Regions from separate parts of the Mus musculus genome. Here region 2 is linked to region 1. A link is a loop called in an ENCODE intact Hi-C map of the cell type or tissue named here. Cell type or tissue: left cerebral cortex. All regions are shown on one strand. Each heading gives the region's core, and the rest is flanking DNA. Links, peaks and the distances in the headings are about the cores only.

Evidence for each region. A loop is a pair of places that touch in the nucleus more often than their neighbours do. Peaks named below come from ENCODE experiments on the same cell type or tissue, not always from the same donor. Only the 100,000 strongest peaks of a DNase experiment are listed, where the experiment ranks them.
Region 2: a loop joins it to region 1, with 2.3 times the contacts of the local background. A loop is called at or near these places in 2 of 42 quality-filtered maps.

What each region holds. Positions count from the first base shown.
Region 1 is chr1:58,501,793-58,507,170 of GRCm38, forward strand. Orc2 (origin recognition complex, subunit 2) reads right to left here and starts at 3,317. Exons shown (of 18, transcript NM_008765.3): 1 at 2,980-3,317; 2 at 50-98. It overlaps Gm15834 (a long non-coding RNA gene), which reads left to right and starts at 3,324. Exons shown (of 4, transcript XR_865442.3): 1 at 3,324-5,378. In left cerebral cortex, for the core only: a CTCF peak has its summit at 3,142; a DNase peak (open chromatin) is centred at 3,262; H3K4me3 peaks cover 2,231 bases; H3K27ac peaks cover 609 bases.
Region 2 is chr1:58,695,361-58,700,738 of GRCm38, forward strand. Flacc1 (flagellum associated containing coiled-coil domains 1) reads right to left here and starts at 629. Exons shown (of 15, transcript NM_175370.5): 1 at 542-629. In left cerebral cortex, for the core only: a CTCF peak has its summit at 2,448 (motif pointing left); a DNase peak (open chromatin) is centred at 2,448.

The DNA of each region.
Region 1 (5,378 bases), core at 184-5,183:
CTAAATTTTTGTTTAATAACCAGCATAATTAAATGGCTTTTTCTTTTACCTTGTAAGGTGCTATGCATTCTGCAGCTTGAACATCCAGTGACCTGTAACTAGAAGTCAGTCAAGATCAGCTAGTAGGTGAAGGAAAGCACCCCTCCCAAAGTGAAGAGTTTTAACTAACAGCATGATGTGTAGATAATTATCCTCAAGAAGCTAAAGCTGCTATGGTGGCAAGAAGAGAACAAAAAAGTAATAGGCTAAAGAACGTCACACTGAGAAAACTGTCTAGACTGGTAAGAAGCAGGTTAGAGGAGAAAGCTAAGCACTCACTATGAATTTTGTTTTCTGCTGTAGTGTTGTTATGTAGCCAAGTTCAAACTTCTGCTTTTGCCTCTCAAGTGCTGGAATTAAAAGTGCCACCAAACCTAGCTCTTTACATGTATTCTCATTTAACCTTGGGAGCTCTAAGAGGTTATATTTTGTGGGGAAAAATAATAACTATTTCACTCACAGAGTCAGAACCATATCTAGCAAACCATACCCTTCTTGGGTCATTTCATAAATAATTTGAGTATATTAGACAAAATGTGTAATACATCTATATGATACCTATATGAAGAAACTTAACAATTTACACTTGAAAAACAGAGTTTTTGTTGTTTTAATACATTATGTAAGATACTATACCAGGCACCTTTAGATACCCCAGAAACCAAGTATGATTCAAGTACATTTTTGTGTATGTGTGCTATTACTCTACTTTATAAATAAGTAAACTTGTTGGTTAAATATTGAATGATTCACCAAAACTCACACAATTTAGAGACCCAGTTTTGACTGATTCTTAAATTCCTGATCAGTCGATTATATAGCTTGTTCCTTTTTCATTTATCTTGTAAAGTACTTCCTGCCACTGGATAAGAATCTTACCCTCTCTGAAAACTACTTATAACATGTCATCACAAAACAAAACATATAGCTTTGAACTTCCAGGCAATGAGAGGAGAGAAAGTGTGGGGGAGGGTCAGACTACAGAGAATATTATTATCTAATTTTCATTAGTAAAAGATAAATAATTCTTGAGAGTGAATTTTCAAGGACTCATAAAAATATTCTAGGTAACTAAATATTATCACAGGCCATTTCCCTAAGGGGGTTTATTGTGTACTTGTAAGTGCAGAGGTCAGAGGACAACCTCGGGAGTCAGTTGTCTTATTTTTTGAGACAGGGTCTCTCAATAGCCATGGACTTGTAGACTAGGCTGGTTGACCAGCAAGCCCTGGGAACCGCCTGTCTCTGCCTCCCTAAGACGGCAAGCTCCCTGCCACCATTTTTTTTTTTAAATGTAGGTTCTAGGGATTGAACTCAGGTTCTCATGCTTGCAAGGCAAGCACTTTACCAACTGAGCCATCTCTCTAATACCTGTTACATTTTCTTTTACTTTGTGTGTGTGTGTGTGTGTGTGTGTGTAACAATTATCTCATGAGTCCCAGACTGGTCTCCAACCATGTAGCCAAAGATAACTTTGAACTTCTGATTATGCCCCCACCTCCCATGTGCTAGATAGGTTACAGGCCTGTATCACTATCATTAGCATATGCAGTGCTGGGGTGGAGCTGTGGGCTTCCAGTGTGCTAAACCAAGCACTTCATCAACTGTATTACACCCCTAGTCCCTTAGTTTACTATTGTGAAGGTCTTACTTTATAATACAAGCCAGCTTTGAACTCATGACTTAGCAGCCTCAGTTTTAAGAGTAGTGGGATCATAGCTATGCCCCATTCCCAGATCTAGTATTTTAATCACTAGGTGAGCAGCCCTATATAGTCAAGGATAGCCACGAATCCTTGTTGTAAACGTGCTTAAACATTATGAGTGGTTTTTGCAAAATTTTCTGTAACTGTATTGTGATATTCTCAGCCACGAACTTTGTAAATGACAGCAACAAGGTATCCAAATGTCAAAAAGGCAGGGTATGCCTGTTCAGCCTCAAATGCATTTATACAACATCTCCGATTTTTAAGATATTTTATGTAATACAAACAAAATCACCTCAACTGAAATTCCTACCAAGACCTCCTAAGAGAATGTCCCCTTCTTTTCTGCAATTCCTCAGAAAAACACTACCTAACAGATACACAAGAAAACTGCAATCTGGGAGGCTGACTAGACAGCTCAGTGGCTAAAAGCACGTGTCCTGCAAGCGTCAGAATGGGAACTGAGATCCTTGTAGTCATTTAAAAGTTGAGGAGCACTCAGAACTGGGGAGGAGGAGAATGGGGTTCCCCGAGGCAAGCTGGTTAACCAACAAGGACCCGGTTAGAGTAAGACCCCGCCTCAGTTAAGAACGATCCAAAAAGACATCTAAAATTAACACACACTACCGGCACATATGCACCAACATCCACATGAATGCACATGCCCATAATCAACCAATGAAATGCAGATATCCACAGGGAGCATCTATAACGGATAGTGATTATCTGTAGGGCTAAAGGGTCAATTCTCTTCACAGTCAACTAACTACAAGGCAGCACCAAGTGTTGGCAGCCATGCACTTTCCTCTGGGAGTAAACACATTTTTCAAACCAAGCACTGCCCCAAGGAGACCTTTAGGGACACCCGGCCGGGACAACAGAACAGACTTCAGCAGTCGTTCCATCCCGCGATCCCTTGAGCTACATCCCTCCGAGTTCCTTCTCCTCTGGCAGAACACTGCCATTTTTGTTACAGTTCCTTTTCATTCTCTTCTCAAATAAAGGGCCGGGTTAGCCGGAAAGCAGGCACGGTCCGTGCAGGAGACTTCTCGCCACAGGACAGCCTTGGCTTTCGCAGACAGCGCCTCTCACCCAGGGGGGCTGCTCCCCAGCATCCTCCAGCCTGCGCCCGGCGGCCTCGTCATCTCCCGCCATGGTGGGCGAGCGGCAAGGCCACGGGTGTCGGGGGAAGCGCGCAGTGAGCCGCGGCTGCAGCAGGGCGCACTGGGACTCACCTCTCGAGTCCGAGCCGGCGGGAGGGAGAACGGCCGCGAGGCTCACTTGAGCCGCCAGCCAGGACTCCCGCCGCCGCGGAACACCCCAGAACGGCCCGGGGAGGCCAGCGTCTAGGGAAAGAGTCGACCGGTCCAAGCCGAACCTGCGCGCCCAGCAGGGCAAGGGAGCTGCGCGCAGCACACTGAATCCCCGGCCGCCGGTGGGCGGTGCCCTAAGAAACCAATGGGGAGCCGAGCCGCCCAGAGCGACGGCGCCGCAAGCCCGTTGACTCGGGCCATAGGCCCTCGCTCAGTCGGAAAACAGATCCCCCAACCAATAGTGGGTTCCCGGGCTTTCCTCATCTCTTCAGTTTCCGTTTCCGGGGGAAGGGACCGTGCGCGGAGCACGCCGGATCTCTGGAGAGACAAGTGTGTGCTAGCTGTCTGGAAGTTAAGGGCAGCGTCCCCGGTTGTACGGTTGGTTGGTGTTTTATGTCAATCTTAATATTGTTAGTCTAGCTGCTCTGAGGAAAAAAAAAAAAAAAAAAAAAAGATAATGAAGATGGATTCGCTTGAGGAACAGCGAATACCTGCTCGCATATGATGCAAAGGGATCTCAAGGGTTTGAGGGAGGGCGGAGCCAGAGCATGAACAAGAAAATAGGACCATACAACTAATGAAATAAAGACACGAAAAGGGGGCTTATACAGAGGAAATGAGAAGGAAAACGAGTGAATCTGGCTGGGATACATGAAAATATTTGTTTACTAACAGGACTACGTCATTTGGATTCGCTTATTCCGAACTTATCATACTTAGAACCAACAGTAAGAATACAATACTCAAGTAGAGGCACCTCTGAATAACTGAGCTTCTGGGTAATTGAACGAGAAGAAACTGAACATACAGTCTTGGGGAAAGTGCTAGAATAAGGCAGCTGAATACTTACTCATTCTTGCCAATGGATATAAACACACTGGCTATAAATGTGATGCCTAGAGAGCACAAATCCCAAAGTTCCAACCTTTGTATCATTTCATTGAGCTCTGAAAATCAAGCTCACAACTTGGGTTTGGTTCACTATCTTAACACCACCTTGTGGTTAGGTTTTTGTTTTTAACCATATCAAGGACCGTCCGGGGCTAGGCTGGTAACTGGGCTTCCAGGTGACCTGCCGGTGGTTTGCTTCTAGGTCTCATCAGAGCTACCTGGTGGCAAACTTCTATTGCACATGCATTGCGTTATTTCAAGTCATACAAAATGGTTTCCAAGTTACAGAGAATGATTTTTAAGTTATGTTCCTAACAGCAGGGCACAGGATTATATAATTATAAGACCAGAAGGAATCAGGAACACTTTCCTTAAAGGAAGAGATATGAAAACTAAGGCCTGAATTGATTTGAATTTTCTAGGAAGAAAAGCAAAATGAAAATAGATGAATAAAGTGTCAAAGTGTCAGATATTATGAATTACAAGTTGGTACTTAAGGGACTGGCCACATTTGTATTGAAAGATTATCTGTGGAATATAATAGTGGGAAGGAAGAAATGGAGTCAGACTTTTTGGGAGCTGTTTAGAACAGTGGTTCTCAATCTTCTAATGCTGGACCCTTTAACACTTCCTCATGTTGTGGTAACCCCTGATCATAACGTTTTTGTTTGTTTCTTTTTGCTACTTCATAACTGTAATTTTACTACTGTTATGAATCATAAATGTAAATATTTCTGGAGATAGGGGTTAGCCAAAGGGGTTATACTTCACAGGTTGAGAACCACTGGTTTAAAGATTCCAATTGAGAAATGTGAGGATACTTTACATACATCCGTATTTCACTTTTGTTGGACAAATTATTTAATCCGGACCCAAATTACTACCCACCTTTGATCATTTAGTTTCCGGATAAAACATACACACAACCTTTATAAACCTTAAACAGCACAAGAGCTGGGCAGATACCTACCCTCTATGCTATTAGAATCTATTTTCCTATAGATAACCCAAGTTATTACTTACTATGTTTCATCAATAGGAGGGAATTCATGCCAGGTACTGTTGAAGGGCCACAACTTGACAAGACAGACTCCATCTTGTAACCAGACCTCCATTTTATACACTAGGCCCTGTTCTCGGTTAAACTCTAATTTATTAAAAAACAAACAAACAAACAAACAAACAAAAAAACAGCTGGGTATGGTGGTGCACACCTTTGATCCCAGCACTCGGGAGGCAGAGGCAGGCGGATTTCTGAGTTCGAGGCCAGCCTGGTCTACAAAGTGAGTTCCAGGACAGCCAGGGCTAAACAGAGAAACCCTGTCTTGAAAAACAAAAAACAAAACAAAACAAAAAACAAACAAAAAACCCCCCAAAAAACAAAAAAAAAACAAAAACATACAAACAAATAAAAAACCTTTCCAGGAAGG
Region 2 (5,378 bases), core at 90-5,089, 190 kb after region 1:
TGTGTGTGTGCGTGTGTGTGTGTGTGTGTGTGTGTGTGTGCGTGTGTGAGTGTGTGTGTGTGTGTATGTTTAGACATGTGAGGATATGTGTGTGGATGTATGTGCGTGTGGGCACGTGTGTGTGTTCCCTTCTTTTCTTCCCCTGTCTTATCTCCCTGGTGTTTCACTCACAGCCGGAAGTTGTCGCTGAGTGAGCAGAGCTTTAGAAAGGGTGGGTTTTCAACAAGCGGCTGGAAACTCTTCCCAAGATCTTACTTTAATTCTTTCAAAGATTCATTGGCCTTGTGGTCCCTTCCCAGGTTGTGAGTCTTAAAGAAACCATAATGTTTTAGGGAAACTCAGGGGTCATTTCTCACCCAATCAAGGTGTTTCAGAACTCATGGTTGCTGTGTTTATTCCCAAGTGGTTGAGATGCCAAGGCAGAAATCTCCAGACTGCCTTGAAGACTTGCAAACCCAGCCAGTGGTGTTTAGAAGGGTTCCGCGGCCATCCACCCCAGGAGCTTCCCTTAGAAGACAGTTCAGTTGTCCCCAGTTATTACCTGAAAGTCCCTTGAGGAGGAATTCACCCTCTAGCTAGTCCTTTGACTGAGCCTGACTTGTGCCCCAGGATGGTTTGTTTCTTTTATCACTATGGAAACCCAATGGCGGCACCTCATTGGCCCAAAGCTCTCTGTTCTTCCCAACAGAATGTTGGGGAAGCAGCCAGTTAAACTGTTAAATCTTCACACTCAAGTCAGATCCTCAACAGCAGGGAATACATATAAGAGTTCCAGTATCACATGTGAGGCCCTAGAAGCTTAATTTCCACAACAGTAGACTTACTGCGGGACCACTAGGCTTTATGGACACATGGCCACAGTTCCTGGATTTTTGTAGTTGATTTTAACTTCCTCCGTTTTTCAGAAACCTAGAACTAACTACAGTGGGCACTTCCTTCTTTGAAGCTCAGCCTTTGAGACCTGTGGCAATCCACAGAAACGATGAAATTTTTAGCTACCTGTGCGGTTTTAGTTTTCCCCTAGGCGAAGTTGATCTTGCTAAATAAAGCAAAACAAAAAAGACAAAACAACCAAACCAAAAAAGTGCTGGCTTATTCATTTAATTTTAATACAACTCACTAAAAGACACACATTTTATACTGAAGGTTCACAAACAATACTCTATTGTTTACTATTCTGTTTTTCTTTTATAAATCAAGACTGATTGTAATCCATTAGATTGGCTTCCTGGTCCTGTGATGGTTCACACTTCATAGTTTACAAAAGCTGGAAGTTCACAAGCCTCCTGTATCCTCTGAATGCCAGTGCAGCTAGGCACGGGGTGCGACCTCAGTCCTGTGCTCAGTGGAGCAGAAAGAAAGGCTAATGGACAGAGAAGAGCTGAAAAATGTTACCTTAAGAGACTCAATTGCAGGCAGATTTCTGAGTTCAAGGCCAGCCTGGTCTACAGAGTGAGTTCCAGGGCAGCCAGGGCTAAACAGAGAAACCCTGTCTCAAAAAACCAGAGAGAGAGAGAGAACAAGAACTTCAACCAGAGAAGTTATCTGACTAGATTTACATGTAAGATAGACCATGTCAACCAAAGCAAAGAAACAGGAGGAAGAGCCGTAGTATGAGACAGAGAAACCATGTAGAAATATCTTAGAGGCCTGATGAGCCTTAGATGTGGGCCAGCAGTGGCGATGACCAGAAGACAACACAGGCTGGGACGTGAGAGGGAGGGAAGGAGAGGCATTCAACTCCTGAGTCTCCAACTCCAGTGGCTGAACTGCTGTTAGTGCAGCTCACTGGTTGGACTATGTTGGGGATGAACAGATTTGAGAAGAGACTGTCCATTCTGTTTTGGACATTCGGAGGCCCCAAGGGGACACCTGACTGGTGATGTCTACTGGAGAATTTATCAGAAGTCCCATACGTTCAAAGACGACTCTAAAAACGGATTTAGTGATTGATTGAGGGAGTGGGTGAACATGTAGGCGACTGTGACGTGTAAGACAACCTGGAGGCAGTGTGGTCAGTAAGTGAGAGGACTCAGCCACAGGCCTGCTAACTGGCTTCTCTTATGCCATTAACACGAGGACAATAGATGGTGAAGGAAACTCCAGATGCTTGCTCACCTCAGGCATACATCAACCTGTTAGCGTCAGTTCAGTTGTTTCCCTGTGGTGGTCAGATAGAGGCAGGCTCTGTCACCCACTGAGCTACATGCCCAGCACTAATGCCATATTGAGATATCGGTACCTTCTACCCCAAACACCCACACCCCAATATACTCCAGCCTCAATACAGTTACACTTTTGTCAGCGCCAAAACAGCAGATGGGGCATGAAGTGAAGGCTTTCAAAGGGAAGTGGTATTCATGGTGTCTTTCCTCAAGGCATGGAGGGAACAAGGGCTAGCATTTTAGTAGGTTGGCCCTTGCTATCAGTCTTGGTTTGTGTGATGTTGCTGCCCTCCTGAGGTAGCAAATGCTATGAGCCTTGAGCAGCCAGGAGCTTTGCATTTAAAGTGTGACTGTATTTGCTGACTGTGTGAATGGACCCAAGAGGAAGAGTGTTCTCTTCAGAGGTGTGCAAAGATCTCCAGGGCACTCAGCTGCCACTGGCTGCTTTTTTTGTTTGTTTTTTTGTTTTGTTTTGTTTTTCGAGACAGGGTTTCTCTGTGTAACCCTGGCTGTCCTGGAACTCACTTTGTAGACCAGGCAGGCCTCGAACTCAGAAATCTGCCTGCCTCCCGAGTGCTGGGATTAAAGGTGTGTGCCACAACGCCCGGCTTTGCTTTTTGACTTTTGAGTTCTGACTTTAGGATGCTGTGCTAACCCTCTTGGACTCTCAGCTGCACCCGAAAGTTCCAACCAAGGAGCTGCAGAAATGTGAAAGCTCGTGCTCCTGTGATCACACCCAGAGGGACCACAGTTGGAGTTTCACTCCTCCATCTTCTCCACCTCACTCCCGACACAGCACAGGGAGGTTTTGGACAGACAGTCCCACATCGGTCTCCCAAATGTTGGGCTCACAGGCATCACCACAACTGGCACTTCCCTTCTTAAGAGGAAGGCTGACAGAGTTTGTATGCTTAGAGGGTTTGTGCTTTGTGTTGGCAGCAGGCAGGTCAGTGACAGAGACCACTAGGGCACGCAGGAGGGACTGGCAGTGCAGAGGAAGGGGAGCTGTGCAGATGCAAGTGTCCCACGACTTTTCTCTTTCTGCTCTTTCTTCTTTTAATGCTTTAATTTCTAATTGTACTTGCTAAAATTTATGGCCTATTATCAATAATGTCTGCACGTGATGTGACTATTTTGTTCCTTAATAATTTAGTGATTTCAGTGAAGTAAAAAAAATTAAGTTTTGTGAAATAATATTTGAGTTTATGTATTTTGCACTAACACCACATTCTTTGGCACACTTTGCGTGCTGAAAAAAAATTTTTTAGCTAATGCTGTTGACACCACTTGCCAGCCTGTTTAGAGAGTTTTTTAAATTTGAAACTGTTGTGGCATTCGGTCCTTCATATAAAACAATGAGAAAACAATACAATGCAAAGATGCTTGCAGATGTCAAACTTAATACAGTGAAGACAGAAGCCAAGTCGACGCCCAAAGCCTCCAATCTTTCTGGGTTTTTGGATGCATGGAATGTTGACTCATACTTAATTGTTAAAGAAAACACAAAGATAGTGAGACTGTTACCAACATCTTATGTCAAAAAGTAGAGTTTTAGCCCAGCATGGAGGTGCATGCCTTTATTTCCAGCCCTCACGAGGCAGGAGTAGGTGGATCTCTGAGAGTTCAAGGCCAATATAATCTACAAAGCAAGTTTCAAGCCAGTCAGGCCAGGAACCCTGTCTCAAAAAACATACACTCCTGCGCAGACACACACACAAAATATAGTTTCATACTTTGTTGTTTTTTAAACAAAATTTCAATTGTCCAATTTTGCCAATGAAGACTCAGAAGCCAGATGCTGGGGTGAGAGCCTGCAAGCTCAGAGAGGCAGAGAAAGCACCCAGCTGACCTTCTTTCTCAGCCCGTGTCCTGGCAGGAACCCTTACTTCTTAGGCCACAATTACTGTGCCGTGCTCCTTTGGATCCTGAAGCTGCCTTAGAGAAGTTTAGAGCCCTGCCTGTGAGCCTTTAGAAGTTTGGAGGAAACTCCCTGATGTCACATATTTGATTGACCCTGAAAGGTTGTCCTGTAACATGAAGAGCACATTTAAATAAAACAAGGTTCTAAATCAAGTATATTTTAAAAAGAAAGAAAAAAAAAGAATAAAAAATCTGCTTGACAAAGGAGAATGGACAGAACCAGCATTTAAAAGGCAAACAAAGAGAAATTGGAAAGAAAAATCCAGAAGATAGGGAGGGTCCCAGGAATCAACATCAGTCAATCAACCAGGCACGGTGACACATGGCTTTAATCCCTAATATATAATTAATTAATATGCTATTAATTATACACAATTATGAAACACATGCTCATAGTGTGTAATGATCAATTCAGAGTAGTTAGAAAATTCATCATCTTAAAATTTTACCATTACATTTAATTATTTATTCATTTTTGTGTAGAATTTAGGTCCAGTTTGATCTGTTACTATGTGTTATAATGCTAAATACTGGCCTCCATGGTCTCCTTGCCCCCAGGGGTGAATAGATCCTTGCATATACCAAGTGATGCTATGTAACCTTGACTCCAAGTTCTCCCTGACTGGTGAATAAAGATGCCTATAGACTGTAGCTGGGCAGAAGACATGGAAGGGGGACTTTGTTTGCCAGGCTTTGGGCCTAAGGCAGAGACCACACCCGAGAAGGGAGGGAGATAAGGAGAGCAGAGAAGGCACTGTGTGAAAACATGGCCACGAGGGCTGACTAGTTGGAGTTAAGAGAGTCCCAGACAGAACATGGCAAGTTATAACTCGGGGTTATTGACAGGGAAGTAGACAAAATAGCACAGAGGGTTGATATCTGCCCAGCTCTAGTGCTGTTAAGGCTTATTATAAACAAAAAGGTTTTTTGTCTTTTCTCTGGGAACTGAATGAACAAAGGTGTTAATTACTATTAGTCAATTAATCAATGAACTGATTGATAATAAAACAACACATCATTTATAATTTCATCAACTGATAATTAATACCCATGAATGATAATTAATAAAAATCAATTAATATTAACTACATTTTTGGTGTTTCAAGACAAGGTTAATCTGTGTAATATCTCTGGCTGCCCTGGACTCACTTTGTAGGCCAGGCTGGCCTCAACTTACAGAGATCTGCAACCTGAGTGCTGGGATCAAAGGTGTGAGCCACCACACCTGGATACCTTTAAAACTTTTAAGAATATAAAAAAAATTCTATCTTTTGGTGGCCTATCTGGGTTTCT